Linked DNA regions of Homo sapiens: region 2 is linked to region 1. A link is an interaction called in ENCODE POLR2A ChIA-PET data of the cell type or tissue named here. Cell type or tissue: A673. All regions are shown on one strand.

Region 1 (2,500 bases):
TCCCAGCACCCTCTGCTGGGCTCTGCCTAAAGCAGAGGAACCAGCAGGGCCTTTCAGAGCAGGGAGGTTGCTGAAGGAATCAAACAGAGACAGGGACTTCAAAGCCATTCATGCTGAGTGAAGGCAGTACTCCAATTAGGCTCCTTCCCTCCATTTCCTAAAGGCAGCTTTCCAAATCTTGACATCCAAACCCTATAAATTATTTTCCTCACCCTTAAGGGGACATAATTGCTTGAATTCAGGCAACTATGGACCACTCATTCCCTGCCCCACCTCAGTCACCCTCTATGCACCAGTAGAAGCCACCAGAGACCAGAAGCCAAGGTATCCAATCAGATCTTCCATGATCCATCACTAGTTCTGTCACTTAACAGCTTTTAAATGCTGGTCAAGGCAACCTTTTTTTTGGTTTCTTAGCTATAACATATGGATAAAAATCTATACATGCCTTGTCTGCCTCACAAGATGTTGTGACAATAAAAAGTGATAATTTGCTGAAAAGGACTTTGAAAACTGTAAAGTACTATGCAAAATTCAGCTATTCCTGCTTTGATATCAATGTCTATGAGTCAAACCACAATGTCAGTTTAGAAAAACAATAAAGCAAGTTCTTACACATAAAATGTATTATCTGAAATTTTTATATCAACCAAATAAACAGAATTATCAGCTTTCCTAAGCTTGATGTGGTAACAAGCTCATATCCAACATCTCAGTAATCTACAACGTAGATTCCACATGTAGAACCTGGTATCATCTCAGAAGCTAACCCCAAGTCAAATCTAGTTAGAGTCATAGAGAGCTGCACCTCATCCCCACACCATTCTCTAGGACAGGAGTCCACACAAACGAAATCAAAGTGCTTGGGATGGGAAGACAAGCTGGAAATTCCTGTGTGTTTAGCCAGGCTGCAAACCAGACACGTTGGGGAGTTTTTGTTACTCCCCCTGCTTTGAGGCCACCCTTTTCTCATAGTGACATTCCTGCCTTTGCAGTCTCATTCGGTAGCACCTCTGCCCATGCACTGGACTTTAGCGCCCTCTAGGTGGGGGTCTGTCCTCCTAGCCACTAGAGCCATGCTGTCCAATACAAATATAATGCAACTTATGTAATTTTAAATGCTCTAGTAGCCATCTTTTAAAAATAAAATAGTAGAATTAATTTTAATAATGTATTTTATTTAGCCCAACATATCTAAAATATTTTCTTTTCTTTTTTTTTTTTTTTTTTTTTTTTTTTTGAGACGGAGTCTCGCTCTGCCGCCCAGGCTGGAGTGCAGTGGCACGATCTCAGCTCACTGCAAGCTCCGCCTCCCGGGTTCACGCCATTCTCCTGCCTCAGCCTCCCGAGTTGCTGGGACTACAGGCGCCTGCAACCACGCCCGGCTAATTTTTTGTAATTTTAGTAGAGATGGGGTTTCACTATGTTAGCCAGGACGGTCTCGATCTCCTGACCTCGTGATCCGCCCGCCTCGGCCTCCCAAAGTGCTGGGATTACAGGCATGAGCCACCGTGCCCGGCCTCTAAAATATTTTCAACATGTAATCAATACAAAACATTGTTCAGATATTTCATGTTCTTTTTTTCCCCACACTAACTCTGAAAATCAGTATGTGTTTTATATTTATAATACATTTCAGTTTTGGACTAGCTGAATTCCAAGGGCTCCAGAGCCACATGTGGCTGGGGGCTACTGGATTGGACAGCATAGCACTAAAGTAAGTCACTGCCATGCATAACAGTCTTTGCCCAGTGCCATTTTGTTTCCTAGATCCTCAAAGCCAAGTTTCCAAGGTTTCCAAACTGCTAACAAGATAACCTGAGGCTCCATGGTAATAAGAGGGAATTAGAAGAGTTAAGCCTCTCTACTCTTCCCTTTATTAACTGCCAAGCACCACACACACCCCACACACAATATGTTTGAAATATACAAGTTCCTCCCTCTTCTCCTAGAAACTTTTGTATTTCAATAGGAACTTAAACTTTTTTTTTTTTTTTTTGACAGAGCCTTGCTCTGTCACCCAGGCTGGAGTGCAGGCGGTGGCATAATCTTGGCTCACTGCAACCTCCACCTCCTCCCAGGTTCAAGTGATTTTCTTGCCTCAGCCTCCCGAGTATCTGTGACTACAGGCATGTGCAACCATGCCCAGCTAATTTTTGTATTTTTTAGTAGAGACGGGGTTTCACCATGTTGGCCAGGCTGGTCTCAAACTCCTGACCTCAGGTGATCTGCCTGCCTCAGCCTCCCAAAGTGCTGGGATTACAGGCATGAGCCACCATGCCTGGCCTGCATCTTCTTGAGTAGGGACAGTGCAGTGGCCAAGACAAGGGATAACTGCAGGATCTGGCCATTTAAGGATGACAGAGTTAGTGAATGTAATCACCTCAAGTGTTTCTTGGCTCTGAATTTAATTCAACAAGCATGTGTTGAGTACTTACCAAGTATCCTGCTAGACAGAGAAAACCCTGAAAATAGGGACCAGCTCTTCCTCATCTCCGTA
Region 2 (2,500 bases), 180 kb after region 1:
CACCTTTTTTTCCTGTTACATTAACTGAAGATGCACCCAATCTTGAGGCAGCTTCTGAGTTGAGAATTATATTGTTATCCAATACTGTTGATTCATTTTGAATCTTTAGACACTTATCTCTTGCTGCATAGGCTCTTTTTAAAGGTGCTTTCACATAGCACAGACATTACCAGTAGTCTTGTCAAATAGCAGTTGGTGTCTTCATTTTATGTATATTTATCATAAGTCTGATTTTTTTTAAGCGTCTTGAATGGTTTTCTGGAGAGACAGCATTGATAAGTGGCACATGACGGTATCTCAGTCATAAGAGGGTTGCATGATTCCTTTGAATGTTTGATTTGGAAAAGCCTAGTCTTGTCTCTCAAGAGCATCTCAGACCCAGAACATTCTCTAGTAGTGCACTCAGTTAAACAGGGCAAGTGCTTCACTGCATGGAAAACACTTTGAAGAGACAAAAAAGAAATCTTATTTCTTTTTTGTAGCCTTTCTGATATTTACAATAATACCACTAACTGTTTTCTTTATCGATAGCAAAGAACGATACTTTTTGCAATGTAATTAGACGTTCTATAGTGCTACAAGGAAATGCCTTCCAAAAGGAGGCTCATGTATAATACTCATTTACAAAATATATAATTACGCAAATAAATTTTAAATATAATCAATAATAAAGACTGTTCTGTGGATGTTAGTGTTTAATACATTTTCTATTTTGTACAGTGATTTCAGGCCTTTTGTTTTCTTGAAATCAGCAGATATTTAGCCTAATTCTTAGCATTATTTTGTCCTTTGCACCAGTACTTTTTTGTGCACGCTTTTTGTGATCTGTGTTAAAAACCTGCATGGCCAACATTGCAGCTCCAACTTAAACTTGTTATTCAAATAAATATTTAATTTTTTAAATTGCTCTTGTATAATCAGATTCCCCTTTTAGTATTATTTTAGAAGCATTGGGAGGGTTTTGCCTAAAGTACAATTTATTGGGAAAAACTAGATTTTAGTTTTATAAAACTTTTAAGTCTTTCATGGGACCTATATTTAGGTGTTATCTGTGTTGCATAAAGTGGAGGCTTCCTTATATTTTAACCTACTAAGCAATTGAGGGATTCCTGTCATTAAGCACAAGCACTGGATCCTCAAGTGCCCATCTTCATCAGAGAAAAAATAGCACATCCTGCACGTTTCTGGTGCTTCCTGCTCACAGGCACCAAAGCCGCACACATAAACTGACTTACTGCCAAAGGAAATGACCCCCTGCGAAGATGGAGCTCCTGGAAGAGGCTTTAACTTGGATGCGCCCTCGTCCAGGAACCAGCGGGAAGGGCAGCCTTTATGCGTGTGTAACTAGACCTTCAGCCATAAGCATGGTGCGCAGCATGGAAGAGCCTGCTATGGAACTGAAATTGATTGAACATTTTATAGGAATTGATACAGATGTTGGTCCTAAAAAGCTACAAACCAGTGGTCTGCAAAATAAAATGTGTTGGAAACCTCTGAGTAAGAAAAAAGAAAAAGAAAATTGCCTACATTTGTTATTTCAGAGTTCATGAAACTGTACAAATTCTATTCACAATTTTGTGGGGGTAAAACATATGAGCCCAATAAGAATGATTTTTATTTAAATCATAAAGAATTCATTGAAAATTATTAACAATAACTTATATAATATTTTGATGCTATAGAAGAAAAAGGACAACCCAACAATTAACACATACTCTTGGGTTTTAAAGATTAGCCTCAAAAGATAAGATATTGTTACCATCTTATGCAAACAAATCCTATCATTTCCTTGGACATATCCTGAGTAGAATACAAACCCTTATGGTACCATCTAATAGGGTTTAAGATTTTAACACCAAAATAAATTCTTCATTTATTAAAATTTTATAACAAAACAACATTCTTTTCAAAAGGATTCAATCATAAAAAGGAAAGGAGACAGGCTGGGAAACATGGCGAAAACCCATCTCTACAAAAAATACAAAAATTAGCTGGGTGTAGTGGCACACACCTGTATTCTCAGCGACTTGGGAGGGAGGTGGGAGGATCACCTGAGCCCAGGAGGTCAAGACTGCAGTGAGTCGTGATTGTGCAACTACATTCCAGCCTGGGTGACAGAGAGAAACCCTTTCTCAAAAAAAAAAAAAAAAAAAAAAAAAAAAGGAGAACCGAAAGAGGAGAAAAATCTTACAGAGAATGTCAGTTTCAGGATTATGTTCTAGTGACCTGAATCTATACATTCATCGACAGAGACGTGACTCCCACAGTTTGTTTTGCAGATAGCTGTAAAGTAATTACACAAATTGCACCAAGTTCTTTCCAGATGAACTGAACACTTAGAACTAGAGAGTGTTGCCAATTTGATCAGAAATTAGATGTGATTCTGAGATTGAGAAAATTGCAGAAATATGATTTTTGAGATTTTGAGAAAATAATTCTTCTCTTCTTCAAGCTGTACAATGGGATCTATAGACAAAGCAAACTCTTCTATCTATACAGA

The links. ChIA-PET counts read pairs that join two places held together with the same protein. Peaks named below come from ENCODE experiments on the same cell type or tissue, not always from the same donor. Only the 100,000 strongest peaks of a DNase experiment are listed, where the experiment ranks them.
Region 2: POLR2A ChIA-PET joins it to region 1 with 17 read pairs; 1 of 35 experiments calls an interaction of 5 or more read pairs at or near these places.

The regions. Positions count from the first base shown.
Region 1 is chr2:199,485,116-199,487,615 of GRCh38, forward strand. No RefSeq gene overlaps it. Among named protein-coding and RNA genes, the nearest start is that of SATB2-AS1, 18 kb to the left of the region's middle. In A673, CTCF peaks have their summits at 22 (motif pointing left) and 1,050 (motif pointing right); DNase peaks (open chromatin) are centred at 16 and 1,036.
Region 2 is chr2:199,661,204-199,663,703 of GRCh38, forward strand. No RefSeq gene overlaps it. Among named protein-coding and RNA genes, the nearest start is that of LINC01877, 54 kb to the left of the region's middle. In A673, no CTCF peak of the experiment used is centred here; a DNase peak (open chromatin) is centred at 1,248.